4 separate regions of the Homo sapiens genome follow, and all the other regions are linked to region 3. Evidence: read pairs that join two places in POLR2A ChIA-PET (ENCODE). Cell type or tissue: HepG2. All regions are shown on one strand. Region 1 overlaps LOC107985926 (a long non-coding RNA gene). Region 2 has its middle 41 kb from the start of IL1R1. Region 3 overlaps IL1R1 (interleukin 1 receptor type 1). Region 4 has its middle 66 kb from the start of IL1R2.

Evidence for each region. Peaks named below come from ENCODE experiments on the same cell type or tissue, not always from the same donor. Only the 100,000 strongest peaks of a DNase experiment are listed, where the experiment ranks them.
Region 1: POLR2A ChIA-PET joins it to region 3 with 17 read pairs; 9 of 35 experiments call an interaction of 5 or more read pairs at or near these places.
Region 2: POLR2A ChIA-PET joins it to region 3 with 23 read pairs; 8 of 35 experiments call an interaction of 5 or more read pairs at or near these places.
Region 4: POLR2A ChIA-PET joins it to region 3 with 12 read pairs; 8 of 35 experiments call an interaction of 5 or more read pairs at or near these places.

What each region holds. Positions count from the first base shown.
Region 1 is chr2:102,044,301-102,049,300 of GRCh38, reverse strand. It overlaps LOC107985926 (a long non-coding RNA gene), which reads right to left. Exons shown (of 3, transcript XR_001739615.1): 3 at 3,843-5,000. Among named protein-coding and RNA genes, the nearest start is that of IL1R2, 55 kb to the right of the region's middle. In HepG2, no CTCF peak of the experiment used is centred here; a DNase peak (open chromatin) is centred at 2,870.
Region 2 is chr2:102,098,773-102,103,772 of GRCh38, reverse strand. It overlaps a transcript of IL1R1 not described here. Among named protein-coding and RNA genes, the nearest start is that of IL1R1, 41 kb to the left of the region's middle. In HepG2, no CTCF peak of the experiment used is centred here; DNase peaks (open chromatin) are centred at 1,882, 2,772 and 3,192; H3K4me3 peaks cover 645 bases.
Region 3 is chr2:102,153,149-102,158,148 of GRCh38, reverse strand. IL1R1 (interleukin 1 receptor type 1) reads right to left here. Exons shown (of 12, transcript NM_000877.4): 2 at 4,132-4,208; 3 at 364-430. The coding sequence starts at 424. Among named protein-coding and RNA genes, the nearest start is that of IL1R1, 13 kb to the right of the region's middle. In HepG2, a CTCF peak has its summit at 2,108; a DNase peak (open chromatin) is centred at 1,978.
Region 4 is chr2:102,055,375-102,060,374 of GRCh38, reverse strand. No RefSeq gene overlaps it. Among named protein-coding and RNA genes, the nearest start is that of IL1R2, 66 kb to the right of the region's middle. RefSeq lists an enhancer at 2,020-2,602. In HepG2, no CTCF peak of the experiment used is centred here; a DNase peak (open chromatin) is centred at 2,314.

The DNA.
Region 1 (5,000 bases), 110 kb after region 3:
TGCTTTCCCTTGATCTGCCTTTGCAATACATCACCTAAGGTGCCCTGCAGAGCAGGGCCAATAAATGGTCATGTGACCTGAGGGTCCCAGGGAAATTCCCACAAATCTACTTCAAGACCCTGCCATGCTGTCTAAAATTCTAACAGTAAGGAGTTTCTCCTTTGAAGGCACCTGCTTTAAGGTAAATGCTGTCTACAAATAGCAATCCAGGAACTTGATCCCCCAATAAAACAAAAAAAACTAGGCAGGATTTTGCCAACAAAACAAAAAAAAAAACTAGGATTGTGGGATCTTAGTCCCCAGAACTATTCAGATCTCAATTAAATCAGTGCAGTAAGCAATGCCACACCCTTCCCATAGGCTGTTGCCAGGATTAATTAAGTTTAGTATTAACTACATGAAAGTGTGAGTTCATCTTTTTTTTTTCACAGACTCTACAGGAAAGAAGAGAAGAAAAGACCAAGAACTAGGAGGCCAGTGTTTCCAGAGGAAGAGGATGCTCAACGACAAGGTGAAGTGGCCGGGAGCAAGCTTCGGATCCCTGTTTTGACTTCAGTGGCTCAGAGAAGAGGCTGTGAGTCACTCAGTGGTGAGTGTTTTCTCCAGGGTCACCCTCGGAAGGTTCAGGACGTTCCCAGGGACTTCTGAGCACAGGCTGCTATGATGCTTTCTCTCTGACTTCGCCTAGATCTCTGGCAAGCCCCGCTCTTTGGTTTGTGCCACCTCTGAGGACAGCATGATCCACAAGGTCACTCCCTGTTCTGATAGTCAAGCTTCCCTGTCAGATCTTCCACCTATCACGAGGTGTGCCCTGCTTCTCCTGCTCCAGAAATTGCTGGGGCACAATACATGTGCCGTGGTGGTTTGCTGTACCTATCAACCCTCATCTAGGTTTTAAGCCCCACATGCATTAGGTATTTGTCCTAATGTTCTCCCTCCCCTTCCCCCCACCCCGCCACCAACAGGCCTCGGTATGTGATGTTCCCCTCCCTGAGCCCATGTGTTCTCATTGTTCGACTCCAACTTATGAGTGAGAACATGCGGTGTTCGCTTTTCTGTTCTTGTGTTAGTTTGCTGAGAATGGTGACTTCTAGTTTCATCCATGTCCCTGCAAAGGACATGAACTCATTCTTTTTCATGACTGCATAGTATTCCATGGTGTATATGTGCCACATTTTCTTTATCCAGTCTATCATTGGTGGGCATTTGGGTTGGTTCCAAGTCTTTGCTATTGTAAATAGTGCCACAATAAACATACATGTGCATGTGTCTTTATCGTAGAATGATTTATATTCCTGTCGTTATATACCCAGTAATGGGATTGCTGGGTCAAATGATATTTCTGGTTCTAGATCCTTGAGGAATCACCATTCTGTCTTCCACAATGGTTGAACTAATTGACACTCCCACCAACAGTGTAAAAGCATTTCTATTTCTCCACATGTTTACCCAGTTTTCAAGTACCCAATACATTGTTATTAACTACAGTTGCCATGCTGTACAATAGATCTCCAGAACTTAATCCTCCTGTCTAACTGAAAAGTTGTATCTTTGGACCAAAGTCTTCCAACCCTCCCCAACCCCTGGTAGCCACCATTCTACCCTCTGCTGCTATGAATTCAACTTGGTTAGATTCCACATGCAAGGGAGATCATGCAGTATTTGTCCTTGTGTACCTGGTTTATTTCATTTAGCATAGCGTCCTCCAGATTCATTCATGTTGTCACAAAGAACAACATTTCCTTCTTTTATATAGCTGAATAGTATTCCATTGTGTATATGCACCACATCTTCTTCACCCATTCATTCACTGTTGGACACTTAGGTTTGTTCTACATCTTGGCTATTATGAATAGTGCGGCAATAAACGGGGTGGGGGGGTGCAGATATCTCTTCCGCATACTCATTTTATTTCCTTTGGATATATACCCAGTAGTAAGATTGCTGGATTGTATGATAGTTCTATTTTTAATTTTTTTTAATAAAAGAAACACCCCTAATTCCCTGAAGTGATTCCTTACTTATTAATCACGCATTGATTGACTCAGAGCTCATTTGAACCTTTTGGTGTTTTAGTCTGCACCACCCCTTCGTGACTGACTTCCACACACTTCCTTAATGATATTTAAACAGAAAATTCACTTTCTTTGTCCCTGCCAACATCAAGGGATACCCTCCTTGTTCTAGTATACTAAGTAAGTCTGATTTGAGTTGCTTCATGATTTTATATTCTCATCATGCCCACTCCTAACTTGCAGGAGTGAAAATCCCAGGTTTTGAGAAACTACCCTTGTCAGGAAGCCATTGCCTCCCCTGGATTCAGATCCTACTTCAAACATGCCCCAAGTCTAACCTGATGACTTCAAAATGCAGCCATGAGACCAGTAGGCATTTAGCGGGTCTAGACAGGAAACCCGGAGACCAAAACCAACCATCAGGACAAATGAATACTTCTCCATGACCTAAAATGAGTGAGCACACAGGGAAACCTCACCCTTGCAGATGACTTGCAAGTCTTCCACGCAGTAAAATTGCAAGCTAGTAAAATGTTTAAAAGCTCTGACAAAGTAGTGGAGAGTAGACAGGAATGATAGTTGTACTTCTCTGGAAGTAGTTTGAGATTACAGTTTTCCCTTAAAATGACTTCCAGAAAGTCACCTTTACTATTTTGCGAGATAAAGATCTCCAATCTATCCATGACAGCCCTGAAAAGAAACCCAGGGGTCACTGTGACCATTTCCTGGCAGCATCCCTCCTGCATTGTCCCACCCTAGTGAAAGGGCAGTGCAGCCGGCTGCTGTCAAGCCCGCATCCTGTGTTTACACAAAACCCAGCTTCAGCCACATTTGGAAAACTGCATGAACTTTGGGTTAACACATCTAGAAACAACACACCATTCAGCTAAAGGAAGTTCTCAGAGGCACAGTGATTGATTGGGAGATGTGTGCATGGTGTGGGATAAACACCAGACTGGAAGAGCTCAGGGAGAAGCCTGGCGAGGCCACGGACCATGCACCACACTGTGGCCCCAGGCAGCCCTTTGCCTTCTCAACCTCTGTTTTCTTCAGGATCAAGAGGACTTGATTAGGTGACGTTGGTAAAAGGGCTTTCCATGATGTCTGGGATGTAGTGAGAGCTCAGAGAAGCCTCCTTTCCTCCTTTTCTTCTTAATGGGAGGTGTGCTACGGGACAGTGGTCTAAAATGTTGAGGATTCCTCAGCCAGAAAAGATCAAGGTACTGGGGGTATTAACATCGTCAAAAACCCCAGGGAACTGTGGAGAATGAGCCCATTCTCCCTAGCACCCTCGAGAAAACAGCCCATGCCCTCCTTCCCCCACCTCCAGACAGCAGCCCTGGCTTGAAGCAGCAAGTATACCCTGCGGCTATTCAGGACAAGAGAGAGAGGCCGCGCCACCAGAAGGGAGAGGACAGAAGCCTGGCCAGAGGCAGCCACCATGGGGTCTTTGAGGGCTTTCTCTTTCCCCCACCCACAGCACCAACCAAAGCAGAGCTGTGAGCCCGGGGGAGAAAAAGGGGATGTGAAGTGGCCAACCCCCTACATCCACAAGCACACAGCAGTGAATCAAAAGAACTAGACCATGAGATTAAAACTTTAAGTGAACAAGAGCAAGTCTTATGAGAACACATGGACACAGTGAGGGGAACATCACACATGGGGGTCTGTCGGGGGAGTGGGGAGTAAGGGAAGGAAAGCATTAGGACAAATACTAATGCATGTGGGGCTTAAAACCTAGATGAGGGTTGATAGCTGCAGTAAACCACCATGGCACATGTATACCTATGTAACAAACCTGCATGTTCTGCACATGTATCCCAGAACTTAAAATTTTTTTAAAAAGTAAAATTTAAAAAGATCAGAACTAGAATGCTCTAATAACTCAACCTTTGTGAAAAGTTGTAAAAAATAGACCAAAGACTCGGTAGTGTGGTTCCCCCACACACCAAGTGGATAAGGGCATATCAGGAGACAGCTGGCTGTGGTTATATAAAAAACAAAATCACGGCAAGGCTTTGCTCCCAAAGATGCCTCACTAAATCAGTAACACAACTAGTGACAAAAAGTTTTTTTGCCCAACACTACATATATGACTACACAAACTTATAACTGAGGTCACAGGGAACTATCATGAGGGTGCCTGCAAGGCAAGTAAGCCATGATCTTATCCTGGACATCTTTGTGACCTGGACACCAATGCCTCCTGCTGAAACCCTCCCCCATCCTTGATGTGAGCTCTGCAAACCATCCCCTTGCCTTCCAAGCTTGCCTCTTTATTATTTTTCTATTTCAATAGTTTTAGGGGAACAGGTAGTTTTGGTTATATAGATAAGTTCTTCAGCAGTGATTTCTGAGATTCTGGTGCACCCGTCACCCGAGCAGTGTACACAGTACTCAATGTGTAGTGTTTTCTCCCTCTCCACCCTCCCACTCTTCCCCCTGATTCCCCAAAGTCTAGTATATCATTCTTATGCCTTTCAAGCCTGCCTCTTTAACTGTGGGCATTCCCCCAAGATTTTGTTCTACTTTCTGCTATACTTTCTCTCAGAAAGCATACCCATGATTATTGCTTTACTTACCAACCCCATATGGAGAGCTCCTCACCACAGGTGTGGCTTCTACTGCTTTCTATGCTTATGTTTATAGATGAACTCATAAGACTTGTGTCCACAGCTTAAAATTCAATGACAAGAAGGGAGCATGTTTTTACCTATGCGGGCAGATTCTTCAGATGCATTATTCAAAGTTCCAGGCATGCTAACAAACAGAGAAAAAGAGAGTTTCCCAAACTTCCAATGATTGCTAAATGTGTCTATAACAGAACTTAGTCCAAACAGCTGAACTTCAACCTAACATTTCAGCCTACATTAAACATGCTACATAGTCTGCTAAGAAGAGTAATACTGCAGTGACTACAGGAAATAGAAAGTGGTGGTCATGTTCCAGTCCTCCCTTCCTGAGTAACTAGCCCAGAACTTAGAA
Region 2 (5,000 bases), 54 kb after region 3:
ATCCACCCCCTTGGCCTCCCAAAGTGCTGGGGTTACAGGCATGAGCCACCGCACCTGGCCTGCCTCTTTTATTTCTCTCATAGCTCCTCCTGTGCTCTGCACTCCGATGAACATTCTCAACATGATACAGAGTCCAGCCTATCACAACGCTACTCAAAAATCTGCATCGTAGGGAGGAAGAGTCAAGCCTCCAATTCTAGCATTCAAGGTCTTCAGACATCTGGTCTCACACACTTTCCTGTCATTGTTCCCGCTACCCTTTCCAAGAGCGCTTTGTGCTCACCTGGATGGGCCGCCTGCTGACCCTAAGAGGCACTGCTCAAACCTCTGCTTCAATGCTCTGCAGCCTCAATTCTGCCACTGCCACTCCTTACCCTAGCCAATTGACACCACTCAGCACGACACAGCCCACCTCCTCTTTGCTCCTTCCCCTTCTTTCCAGTTTTCACCGCCATTTGCTCAAGCAGACCCCACTCAAGCATCCTGGGGTGATTTTCCCGACTCTGAACCTGTGCCTTCTCTCTGTGATGATAACGGAGATAGCAGAAGTGAGCACTTACAGGTGCCAGGCATTCTTCAAGGAAATTTAAATTATATATTCATTTACTTATTTATTTTTAATTTTATTTTAGTTTCAGGGGTACTTGTGCAGGTCTGTTATATAGGCAAATTGTGTATTCAGGCGGCTTGGTCTACAGATTTTTTTGTAACCTAGGTAATAAGTATGGTACCCTATAGGTAGTTTCAATCCTCACCCTCCTCCCACACTCCATCCTCAAGTAGGTCCTGGTGTCTGTTTTTCCTTTCTTTGTGTCCGTATGAACTCAGTGTTTAATTCTCACTTATAAGTGAGACCATGCAGTATTTGATTTTCTGTTTCTGTGTTAGTTCTCAGAAGAATGGCCTCCAGTTGTATCCATGTTGCTGCAAAAGACATGATCTTGTTCTTTTTCATGGCTGCATAATATTCCGCGGTGTACATGTACCACATTTTCTTTATCCAGTCTACCACTGATGAACATTTAGGTTGATTCCATGTCTTTGCTATTGAGAATAGCGATGTAATGAACATCATGTCTTATGGTAGAATGATTAATATTCCTGTGGGAATATACCCAACAATGGGATGGCTGAGTCAAATGGTAGTTGTGTTTTAAGTTCTTTGAGCAATCACCAAACTGCTTTTCATAGTGGCTGAACTAATTTACATTCCCACAAGCAGAATATAAGCATTCCCTTTTCACTGCAACCTTGTTGGCATCTCTTATTTTTTGACTTTTTAGTAATAGCCATTTTGACTGGTGTGAGATGATATCTCATTATGGTTTTGACTTGCATGGAAATTTAAATTCTTTAGGCCCATTTTACAGGTGAGAAAACTGATTGAGATTATGTAAATACTTTCCCCAAGCTCCCTTAGTCAGGCAGGGGTAGAGCCCAGGTGGAGCCCAGGCTTGCATTGCTCTTCAAGTGTTACCAGGGATCCACCGCAATTTACTTGACAACAGGTCTTATCTACTCAGGAACAGTGCAAGTTCCTAGCAGCCATTGTCTCATACTTCCTGGTACCCTTTCCAGAGAGCACCCAAAAGACCTTCCAATTCCAGGCTATTTCCAAGCAGCTGGATTAATTGGCAGATTATTAGTTCAAGGACTTTTCCAGCCCTCTTTTCCACTCCAGATGATTTCTTCTCTCTTGCTCCTTCCTACTTCTCAAAAAGGAGAAAAATTGGAGGAATCTGCACTGTTTAGTTAACCTGTGTGAACACACACGCCACACACATGCACCCACACGCACCCACACACACGCTTTTGCCTGGGTTTTGTCAGCTGTGTTGTTCCCCTACAGAGTTCAGGGAAAACAAATAGTCATAGTTGGCAACAAAAATTCAATATCAGAAGTTAATGGATAATCTCTCAAACTCTAGGGTCCTTTATGAATGCTAAAGTATAGAATTCCCTGAGCCGAGCCCAGAGCTTTTAACATTTAAACTATCAGAAGACGTCATTCTAACACAATTTTATCAGTAACATGGTCTTTGACAAACTCCAGAATGTCTGTGTTTATACATAAAAGGTCAGAAATAACTCAAGTATTTTCCCAGAATATTCTTATGGAAAAGTTTACACATTCAGAATTGATTTGCATTTATGAATATCTTTAATGTGGCTGTAATCCATGTGTTTCTTATACCTCCCAATTGAAAAAGGAGAATAGGAAGAAGCACGTACAGTATGTGTGTGCATGTGTGTGCATGAGCATGTGTGTATGTGTGTGCATGTTTGTGCAAGTATGTGCAACCCTAGAATCTAACCTTGGCTCCCCCTCAACATGCTATGGGTCATTAAGAGAGGGCAGGAGACTTCTGCTTTCCTAAGTCCAGCAATTCTATAATTAGAGAGACACCAACCTGGACGCCAGCAGACCTGGGTTAAAGAGCTAAGCTTCAACTTCATCTATGTATCTTTGGGAAAATCACTTCATCTCACTGGATCTCAGTTTCTACATCTGAAAAAACAAAACAAAACAGTATAGTCTAAACTCTTGGGACACAAAGTGTGGCCCATAAGCCAAGAGCATCACCAAGGAGCACGATGGAAATGCAGAACATTAGGGCCCACCCCAGAACCACTGAATTCAAATCTATATTTGACTAAGCTTTCTGGGTGACTTGTGTGGACAGTAACACAGGGAGTGCTAATTGACCTGATCTCCAAAATGCTTTCCAGTGTGACACATTCTGTTAGTTTAACCTTTGTCTCTTTACACTAGAGAATTAACCATGCCATCCCCGATGGCCACTGGTAACCTTTGTGGTCAGGCCCTAAGGATCTGACTTGAGTGCCTGGCTGCTTATCATACTCCTATTCCAGGCAATGATACATGAACAATTCGTATCATCCCCATGACTCTTCCAGACCGCACTGTGTCCAGCTTTCTATCAAACCTCCGGGGAGAATGCCATCCCTTAATTCTTCATACCTCCAGACAGACAGCTTCCACACCCATTACTGAGTTTAAGGGATTTTGCAAGCACAGATGAAGGAATGGGAAAGATTCTAGATGAATGATTACAGGGATAGTCTTTCAGCACTTAAGGAAGCCACGATCACCAAGAGAAAGCATGAAATGACTAAAAACAGGCCAGGTCTGGTGAAGCTCATGCAATCTTTTGTTTGATGAGGTTGTTAGATGGTGAGATTACCACAGTTAAATGCTGTGAACTTAGTGAATCAGAATTTCATGTAAGTATCTGCAAACATCTGTCTTGTGAGCAAAACAAAGAATATGGTTAGTAGAGTTGGATACATGTATAAACACCCATACTCAATGGTAAATGAGTCAATTAGAAGAGTATGCTCTACTGGAAAGCCTCAGGCTCAGTTCCAGGTATTTGGTTCCATCCTGGCTCTCAGGTGTGGAGCTGACCTCTCCTCCCAGAAAAGAGGCAGCCAGGCTGGGCATGGACATGGTCATGGCACTCTTCAATTGTGGAGAGTACAGAGCAGAGGAATGCAGGAAAGGAGGGAGGGTAGAAAGAAGGAATACATTTTCCAAAGGAAGCAAATACAAGTTTAGAAAGCAGAACTGGACACTGAAGCCAAAAAAATTTATCAAATTGGCATTGGCCAAAAGAACCCGACGATGTGCAGATGGTGTGTGGTAATATTCCTGGAGGCCTTGAATGCAGGAAAGGAGAATGCCTCGAGGCCAAGCCAGGGGTTGGGGAGGGAGCTGGGAGGTGCAGAACAGGTTTCTACAGCAGAAGGGCAGAGCAGGCAAGCTTACCACATTCTGGGAGTCCTGGAGTTAAAATGAACTGTGAATTCACTGAGAGAGCAAATCAGGGTCCCAAAAGACGCCATTAAGATAGAACCATAGGCCAAATCTAACATAGTGAGACTTAACACAGACAAATCTAAAATCCCATTCTTAGTTCCCTAACCTCATATTGTTAAGTACAGGACAGGGCATATGAAAAAGCAAAGCACTGGTGGAAAACAAAACCAAACAAATGCCAGAGTCTTGACTGACTAAGACGTCCACAGTGAATGATGTGTGGTAGGAGGCTGTAGTTGCCCTGGTGGAAGTGTACCTTCTGATACAAAGGAGGTCATCACTGGAGAATGCCCTCAGACACGCTCTTGTCATGGCATGCAGAGAAAACAATAACAAAGGCTGTTCATGGCCGAAGAAGACCAGCTAGGCTCTCCCACAGGCCCTTAGACTAAGAGGATTGATATCTGTACACCTGGTAGCCACCAGACCATGCTAGGAGCCATGGTACCCTAACCCAGAGATGGAACGAAGGCCATGGGATAGACGTCCAGGAGGCCAATGTGAAAAAGATCTTCATAACAATAGATTAAGCACTCAGCAATGCAGAGACAGTGTTTGCCCCATCCCTGGAAGAACTCAAACAAAGGCCACTGGATGGGTACGAACATCCAATGGAAACTGCTTCTACCATCTCTTCTAGGCCCTCTAATTTTGGGTTCTTTGTTTTGCCCTCATGACAAATCAATGTTATAAACAGGGCAGTTTCTCACTATTCACATTTTGAAATAGGAAACCAAGCCTACTATGGGAAAACCAAGACTAGGATTTGGATCTACAGACTTTGTTTAACTCCTTTTTCTTCTCTTTTACTCTATCACAATGCCTCGATGTATATTTCTGTGAACTTTGGGCGCGGTGCCTTTTTTAGTTATTTTAGTGAATAAGGAAGTTATTGTGTTTAATAAGGTAAGATGATGTCTTACTGGTATTCATTATATGTCAGGTTCTAAGTATGAGTCACAACCCAATAAATGCATCTGACTTATTGTGCAGTTAAACGTTAGGTGAAACTGTATTGTCTTCAACAGCTCTCTGATACAAATCAACAAGCATCACTAAATCTGCAGGAAGATTCCAAAGGTTCTCATTAGTACAAATTTTAAAAATACTTTTGTTGTAAACAATATAGCCACAGCACAGAAGATATGGGACATAAAGA
Region 3 (5,000 bases):
TACATAATATCTCCTCCAAATGAAAGTCAGAATTTCCCATATCACACTTTCAACCAGCAGCCAAGTGGAAAGAGGCCTGGACCTAGATTGGAGACCTAGATTTTAGCTTTTGTTCCAAAACTAGCTACATGACCTTGGGCTCTCAGCCTCACTAGGCCTCAGTTTCCCACTCTATATGGGAGAGAATGAGACGAAGATGCTGAGAGGAACTTCCAGCAGTACAGGTCTATGACCAGGAGGCTCTGTGCCCAGAGATTCAACAGAGACGAGTATGAGAAATGACTCTGTTAGGGAAGGTACTTCATGTATTCTAAATAACAGATTTTCTTAGCAGACAAGAACACAAAGAAATACTTAACTTACCAGCCTCCAGAGAAGAAATCAGTAGAGCTATGAAACAAATAAGTCTGAGTAACACTTTCATATTCTTCTGGAGAAATGGAGGAACGAAAGAAAGACAAAAGCAAAAATGTTACTTTTCCAGCAAATCTCTAAAACTAAATATACCAACACCGGCCCTGTCCCCACCCTCACCCACAAGTCACACTGATGAACTGGTTTTTCTACATCATGAATGTTGTCATATTTGACTTCTGGTTAGAAAATGGGGTGGGGAACAAAAAGGGATAAAGAGTTTTCACAAAATTGAGAACAAACTCAACAACTTAAGATTTTAAACATTTCTACCTTCTGTCCCATTACACATTTCCAGTCTTGGACCCCATTTAAATTTCCCCAAATCTAGTCTACATCCAAAGTCAGCTATGCACTCGCCCCTAAGCCAGCTCACCTCTGCTTGTGTGGGGATTGGTTCCCCACTTATGTCCCCTGCTGCCAGGACCCATTTGCAAAAATCAGCCCATACTTTTGGCCAGCTCAAAGGTCATGCCTTCATTTTATATTGCAAGATCCTAAATTGCTTGTACAATAGGATATAGCTACATAGAAATGCACCCAAAAAAACTAAAAGAAATGACAACAACATTAAAATTGGGTTGAGTGGGTTTCCCCTTGTCGGGGCTTTCTATACTTTCTAAAATATCTACAACGAACTTTGTATGAAAAAAAGAGGAAAGGAAAAAAGAGAAAAAGCTCTTATCCCCTCTGCTCAACCTTAGGAGCAATGTCTAGAGTAGACCATGTAATTCTGTGCTTTGAAAACATCTGCCTTTTAATTTTTACGGGAGATTAAATTTGCCTATATTCTTATCCGTAGCTATAAGTAAGTAAATAAATATGAAAACACAAAATATTTTAACACAACACTCATTCAGATTCTAATGACATGCAGTCATTTAAATATTAGCTGGAAAATGTTCTATTTAAGATGTATTATGGTCAGGTGTGGTGGTTTACCCCTGTAATCCCAGTACTTTGGGAGCCCAAGGCAGGCAGATCACTTGAGGCCAGGACTTCAAGACAAGCCTGGCCAACATGATGAAACTCCATCTCTACCAAAAAGTACAAAAATTAGCTGGGTGTGGTGGTGCATGCCTGTAATCCCAGCCACTGGGGAGGCTGAGGTGGGAGAATTGCTTGAACCCAGGAGGCGGGGGTTGCAGTGAGCCAAGATGGTGCCACTGCACTCCAGCCTGAGTGACAGAGTGAGACTCCATCTCAAAAAAAAAAAAGGTGTATAGGTATTTTTTTAAGTTACAAAATGCTTTTTAAACAAATACAGGAAAAAAAAAGATTTTCTAACCATGCGAGACATACCCATTCATATTCTCTTCACTTTATCCCCAGTATCAGGACAAAGATCTCTAAGCCTGGCTCAAGCCTTGAAACCTACCTCAGAGCAGTAAAACTGCATTCCTTCAATATCTTTTAACTCTGACCCTTTATTCACATCAGCTGGCTTCCCAAAATAGTCTAGAATACTAGTATTATTACCATATTTACCTTTAAACTATTTACAGATGATTAAATAAGATAGAAGGCTTTGAAGCCCCGCAGTCTGGTCTATGAGCTCTTTCTGTGACTGCGTGAAGTGTGTTTTAAGTCTTTAGGATAGAGAGGAAGGAAAGAAGGGTTAAAATGTTTCCCAATCACCAGTTCCAGGCCAACCAGCTATTTGCATTAGTTTATCAACAACAAAATAAGGGCATTGCAAAATCAGATGAACACTGCCAGCTGTCGGTTCATTTAGTCACAAGACCTGGCTTGTCTGATCATTAGGCAGGGGAGAAGAAAAAGAAGATGTGTGACTGAACTTTATGGAGTGTATCACGAGATAATAATTCCAAATTAATTGTGGACAATGTTTAATCACAGGTCCAGGGCCGGTGGCCTGTACCACAAGGCAGGGATGTGACTCTCCCTGGGCCCCAGTGTGCTCAAGGGGCACAAGGGGCAATGAACCAGCTGATGTCAGACCTCATCCTCCTCTAATAGACTATAAAAGGGCAAAGGGTTATGCCCCCTGGGTCCAAGTTTACTTCTGCCCCAGAGCTGCTCTGGGAAACAGTCAGGGGGGTGGGAGTGGCCCTGTCCTCTCAGCAGCGGGCTTTTGGGATCCATGTCAATCCCCAGGACCCTGGGGCAAGGAATTGGCACTGAGCTTGGGATGGGCGTTAAGGGTCACATGACCAATGGGAGTGAGGACATCAGAAGGGAAGGAGGTGAGGGTTGCACCTAGATTAACCCACACACTCCCAACAAAAATCAACACAAACCCCATTATGTCCCTGAATAACACAGAAATTCCAAGGCAGGGCCAGGCCTGACTGGCCTCCATAGTGCTCGCAGTTGAACGGCTATCCAAGTCAGAAGTCCCTCAACATAGATGGCATGTTGAGTAAAAGCTCAGCCTCCGTGCCTCAGTTCCCCCTTTTGACAAGCAATGCAGTGACAGCATGTCATTGATGGCGCTATGTGGGTGAAATGAATGGCCACATGCAAAGGGCTTAGAACAGTGCCTGGCAAATGGTCACTCCTAAATGTTAGCTGTTGGAAACCGGCCCATGCTCTGATGACAAATAACAGTTTTGATAAAATGTTTTCAGTTAACCATTCATGTCTTTATTCACTCACTGCTGCATTCAACAATCATACATCAAATATCTATTTGGCTCTGGGAACAAAAACAGGAACAAGGTTCCCAGGGCCTGGCTCCAGGAGCTCAGCAGTTGCAGGGAATGTGGACACAGAGTTAGACTGTGATGTGGGGGTGTCTACTGGAAGAGCCATGCCCAGGGCAGGAGGGGAGACAGAGGCTAACTCAGCCTGGAGGAGGTGGAGGGGAGGGTCCAACAACATCATGTTCTGGAGCATAAACCAGAGGTGGGTTCCGAGTGGGAGGCTGAGAAGCCATAAGTTCCCACAACATGCAGAGGTTTGCTGAGGAAATGGGACTGTCATTTGCAGGTGGCAGAGAAGCATGTACAGGTTTTAAGCCAAGGGCTAGTGTATGTTAAATCTCCATTTTTTGCAGACATTTTGGCACCTGTGTGGAACATAAACTGGAGACAGGGGAGCCAGGGAGAGCAGGCCACCACAGAGGTTCATGGGAGAGAGGATGAGGGCTGGGCCAGCTGCAGTGACAGACAGGCAGGCGGGGGCATATTTGAGAACACTTGGGGCCAGAGGGGAGAAGCAGGGACAGACTGGGCCAGACTCGCTGAGGTCGGGGCAGGTAGGGCAAGGGCCAGGTTGGGGGGCAGGTTCAGGTACCCACAGACAGCTCGGAAAAGATGCTCAGAGGGTGTCACCCACAGTGTCATAGACCCAGATCTCTTGGAACGAGGTGAGCAGTACTGACTCGAGCAGAAAGCAAGAATTTGAACATGTGGTGACAGTGGAGTAAAAATGGACAGCAAGGCCTGGAAGGGGTTGAAACTGGGGAGAGCTTGGCCACAGCACTGGAACCCATCATTTCCCAGGTCTCTACTGTAGCACAGTCAAGGTGACCTGGGAAAGCAAACAGGCATTGGCTGTTACTGGGGCTGAAGCCTCCTTCCAAAATTTAATAAAACCATCAAGCTGCCCCAAAGAGTAATGTGTCAACGGAAATAAAATATTTTTGCATACAATGGGAGATAGTCCAGGGCCCCTGGATCTGAGAGTGGAGGAGTTCAGCTATTTGTGAGAAAAGGCCGGCCTTGGGACCCTGGGGTGACTCAGCCCTGTTACCTTGGAGAAGGCCTTGTCTTTTACCAAGGGGTCCAGCTTCTCAGGAGGGAGTCACCATCTTCAGAGGGTGCGTCTACCTGGGGAAGGAAGAACACATGAGTGAAGTGTGAATGAAGAGGTCTAAAGGCACCAATTGCTGTGAGGATCTCAAGAGGCATGTATTAGTCTATTTTCACGCTGCTATAAAGAAATATCTGAGACTGGGTAATTTATAAAGGAAAGAGGATTTAATTGACTTACAGCTCCGCATGGCTGGGGAAGCCTCAGGAAACTTACAATCATGGTGGAAGTGGAAGTAGGCACGTCTTACATGACAGCAGGAGAGAGAGCAAGGGGGGAAGTGCCAAACACTTTTAAACCATCAGATCTCATGAGAATTCACTCACTATCATGAGAACAGCATAGGAAAAACTGCCCCCATGATCTAATCACCTCCCACCAGATCCCTCCCTGGACACATGGGGATTATAATTTAGATGAGATTTGGGTGGGGACACAGAGCCAAACCATATCAAGGTGTCAGAAAGGTCATGACATTTAAATGATCATGAAAATGGGTCCAGTGTTTAACAAGTGTATGTTCCATAATCCTTGGGGAAAGGATACTTTCAGGAAATCAAATCACAGGGAGGGAGGGAAGAATACAAAGAGCTTGACAACCACAAGCTATTTTGATTAAACACATGCACGTGGCACTTTGCTAGACACCGGGGTGCAGAAATGAATCAAACCACCTAGGGATGCCATGGCTCAGTGCATCATCTCCGTGAAAACAGAGCTTGAGTTTTGCCAGAAAGAAATGTACTAGAGGCCAGAAAAAAATGAGCAGGCCCTGTTTAAGAAGCAGGTATCCTCACTCTTCCATTATC
Region 4 (5,000 bases), 98 kb after region 3:
AAGAAAAGTCAGCAGTGGATAGGGAGACTGGCCCTCAGACCTCTGCTCCCCACCCTGTTCAGCAGTCCTTTCACCACACTCCGCTGCAGCCCTGCTGAGTCCAATTCTGCTCTGGGAGCAATTCCCAGTGGACACGTGGCAGTCCAACAAGACAGTGTTATAACAGCAGGCTCCAAATCAAAGGAAAAGCAGAAGACAACACACACTGTTTTAAATATCATAGAGAGACCATCCCTGAAGTTGTTTATCGTGATTCAGACATGGACAAGCTTTGGGATCTTGGACAAGTCACTTCACATCTCTGGACTTTGTTTCTGCAGTCCTCTCTGGCCCTCCGTTCTGAGTCCCCATGGATAGAACTGATCATCACTAGAGAGAAAGGAGAGCCACAGACCTAATCTCCCAGGTGTCAGTTATTAACTCCACCAGTATAACATGCCCTCTGAGGAGTGGTGGCAGTGGCCATCTGCAGTCCACCTCCGCAGCAAGATGAAGCCTCCTGGAGAAGCCATGGAGGTGGAGAGAGATTCAGGCTCCTAACTCGGCCCAGCCCTGCACAAACACAGGGAAACTGCACCTGGGATTGAAAGCATTAATTTAGAATTTCGTTGTCCTGGGCATTCCAGCAACTCTGTGATTCTCTATTAGAGTTGAAGACACTGAGGCTCTGAGAGGTCACATAATTGTCCAAAGGGTGTAAGGGTACGATGAGAGGGGACAGAGAGAGAGAGAGATAGAGACAGCATGCACTTGAGGTTTGAGACCCTCGAGGTGGAAGGACATGTCAGCTTTAACTTGTTGACTGTCTTCTGTGACAAGAACTTTACATACTTTATCTCATTAAATCCTCACAATAGCCATGCAATGTAGGTGTCAAAAACCCATATTACAAAAGAGTAAAATGAAGTTGAGACAGGTCAGAGTGATTCCAGGCACACAGCTGTTGGATGACAGCACTGGTCTTCTCACTTGCTTTTTCTGATTCCCAAATCTTTGATCTTCCCACTCTCTTGGGATGCCTCAAGGCTGTGTGGACACACGGCCAGAACATTCCTCCACTCAATGTTGTGTAACCACAGGACAAAGAAGAAGACAGTGGCCTTCAACACTTGATGTGAAAATGTGGCATGAGAAGAGCCAGTGATCAATCCAATCTTGATCAGAATGTCATTACCTCTGGTGAGAAAGCCACTGTCTGAGCACCTCTGGTCACCTTATCCTGTGCCTTGTCATCAGGTACACGATATGTGGGAGAGTCTGGAATCCTCATAAGGAAAGGACGGAGGCAGGGCTGTGATAGAAAGCCCGTCTCCTTCCCTAGCTCTTTGCCTCAATTAGCTTAAGATACAAATAGCCCCACATAGTCTCACAAAGTCTTTCTACGAGTTGCCAAGTTGCGTTGTTTCCCACGGAACTGTAACATTTTATGAATACAGTTATTTATGAGTGGTTCCACCCTAGTGGGAAAAAGATAGGTTACAGAGTGAAAAGTCTCTTTACCTCTCAACCTTTGATGCTTCATTGTCAAAATGAGGTAACAACCATAACCTCCGCACAGGATGGGCATGAGGATGCAATGAAGTGATGTGTCTGGATCGTAGAGGTCCCTATACAAACATGATTTCGTTTTATGACTGCAGGCAGCTCCAGTTATCCAATTAATCTGACGGGGGCTTCCCTCCTTGCCTGATGGAGTGGTGAGGACAAGGGTCCCTCTAATCCCATAGGTATTCTCTCATGTATCCTTGCAGCAGTCCCATTTACATACTAACCCCATTTACAGACAGGGAACTGAAAGTTTGTGAAGTCAATTAAATGTAGGGCAAGTGGACTCTGCGCTGTCAGGAAAAGCTCCCAATCTTGAAATTACAGCTAGAAGAACCCTGAGAGAGGGGATGCACACACTGCCACCTTGGCAGGCCTGGAACACGCTCCCGGTGCCCCACTTGGGCCAGTGGGGTGCACTGAGGGTCCCCAGCCTGACATCCAGCCAGTATTTAACTCCAAGGAGAGGGAAGCCACAGGGAAGGATGGGGCCAAGAAAGAAGACACGGGACCTGTTGTAGAAAACCCCACAGACTCAGAATGAAATTTTGGCTTTGGTTATTTTCTGGTGATCCTCACGCAGAAGGAATTGGGAAGCTGCTGCTAGCTGGAAGCTGGGGACCCCCACATCACAGTTCTTAACTCACCTGATTTATAAACAGGCGTTCACATGTACACAAAGCCAAAAGCGGCCTCCCACAAATCTTCCAGTAATTGCTCTGTGACCCACAGGGAGGGAAGGCAACAAAGCAAACTTCAAAGGGCCTTTGAAAAATAACACTGACCACACGCATTTGAAAAGAGGTCAGTGTGGATTTGACAAAAGGCCAAAGGACATTTGAAAACACAGAGAGTGACTATTTGTTCCAAAACACACAGGGGAGTGTGCCCCGAGGGTCTGTGCGGGTTCTTGAGGTCTGTCTAGGAGAACTGTAGGATCCTTGTGCTCAGGTGAGTTTCAATGTTAGGATGTGCGATGCAGAGTTCTGTTGATTACGGAGGGCCCAGTTTCCTAAGGAGGATGTGAAAATTAATTTGAAACTGAAGCTGTGCGCAAAGGTGTCTGAGGTTGTTACAGTCAGAGTTGCCAGCATTCTAGCTGGGATCCCATTAGCATGTGACATCAGACAAGTAATCCAGGCAGCACGCCAGCCTCTCTACGTACAGACGGGAGCCCCTTCACCTCTCAAAGTCAGATGACACATGTGGGATCATTTCAAGCCTTTCAATACTTTCGATGTCATATTATTCATTTTCCCCTGATAGCTTTTTTTCCTTGTCTTTAAGAAAAGTCTCATGAAAAGGGGAATTTAAATTCACACGAAAGGAGGGGGCTCTTGGTCAGCTCCTCCTGAGAAACAGATGACTTGTTTCAGTTCTCAAGGGGCTTTCCTATTGCGGGAGGTATCCCCAGTGATTCCACTCCTTCATTTCTGAAAAGGGAAAAAAAAAAAAAAAAAAACACCACAGACTTGGCATTGGACATAGACTCGTCAGAAATGGCATGGCTTTGAGCGTCAGTCAACACGAATGGTGGCTGCCTTTCATTTGGAGGCGCCAGCCCCTGATTTCAACCAATGCAAGACTCTGCAAAGGCTTTGAGTTTTTATCAAGAATACATATCAAGCTTTTCACATTAACCTGACTTTCTACTTTGGGCTCTGGATGAAATAGCCAGGGACTTAAAAACTCAGGAAGAGACGGAGCTCTCTCTCTATCCCAAAAAGAGAAGGGAAGAGGAGCCATACCCCTCCAAGAATCCCAGCTAGAGTGGCCGGCCTTGGGTTTGGAAGCCTGCGTCTTACTTAACATTGTAGATGTCTCTACCTGTCTTTGCCATGCAACACTGCACTCCCAGAAAAATCAAGCACACGACGGAAGGCAATCACCTGATCATCAATTTACCTACATGACAGCGTTAAGAAATAAACCAGAAGAATATTTTTCTTACTATTTGTAGAAATGAGGAGACATTGATGCAAAGGCAGACTGACACTATTTGAGTTGTAGAATGGTTAGGGACGTGAGGACGTGTCTCTCAGGCCTCATCAAGCAGATTATTTAGTTTATTTATTTATTTATTTATTTATTATTTTATTTTATTTTATTTTGTTTTGTTTTATTTGAGACAGAGTCTAGCTCTGTCGCCCAGGCTGGAGGGCAGTGGCACAATCTCGGCTAACTGCAACCTCCACCTCTCAGGTTCAAGCAATTCTCACGCCTCTGCCTTCCAAGTAACTGGGACTTCAGGCGCCCACCACCACACCCAGCTAATTTTTGTATTTTTAGTAGAGGCGGGGTTTCATCATGTTGGCCAGGCTGGTCTCATCAGATAGATGACATCATCCTCATGGACACAGTGACAGGCCCAGGGAGGAGCACGGGACACAAGCTGAACAAGTCAGACTGTTCCCTGGGCTCTTTCAGCCAGAAATGTCAGGGGAGGTGATCTTTCCTCATGTGGGCTGCTGTGCAAATATAAGGTATGCCTTGAGCTACCAATGGCTAATATGCCTGTCCAAGAAACACTGAGATAAAACACCCTAATGGCCCTTGGATCTAGCCATGCCTGAAGCTGTTATCATCTGTTTCTGAGTCTTACTCAAGCATTTTATGAGCCAATAGGTTCTTTCTTTCCTCTCTCTCTCCCTCTCTTATGCTACTTTGAGATAAGCTGTCACTTGCAAATAAAAAAAAATTTACTAATATAAGTGCTTAGTCATAAATAAGTGGGATTATGTGTAAAAAGTTTTACATTTTTATTCGTCTATATATTTTGACCATGATTCAGAAAAAAGGTCCTAAGTGAAAACCATATACATTAGAAATCTTGAAATATGACTTTAATAAATATGTTGAGAGAAGTTGCCTGCTCATTAGGTATTAATTTGAAGTTAATCTTTGGCCAAACACAGTCAAAATGGGGCTTTCCACTCTGGAATGGGTAATAGGATTTTGCTGTTTTGAATGTTATCCAAAGGAAACACTCCCAAAGAAGAGAACGCTCAGTGGACTCACTCAGCCCTTCAATTGCAGAAGAGAAAAATGTTTACTTCTGTGGTATTACAAAGCTATAAAAGCACTTCCAGGAAACTGAAGTCCAATGTTTTCTGGAGAATCTAATTACTGCTCCGCCCTCACTAAGATGTTTTGTTAATAACGAGCTCAGAAACCATGGCTCCATGTTCTATCCTGCTGTTGCTGGTGGACCAGGATTCTCATGCATCCTCAGTCCACTACGGAGCATGTTAGAAGTTATCATAATCAAAGGCTATTGCTCAAACACTATGCGCCAAACCCTGTCATTGGCACTGTCCTTACTACAATCTTGGGAGGTTGATACTCTGATAGAAATCCCAAGACAGTCAATGCCCAAGATCATAAAGCTATTCAATGATGGAGCTGGAATTAGAGGTCCTAGTGCTGTGTTCCCAGGCCATCTCACTGTGGGTCTC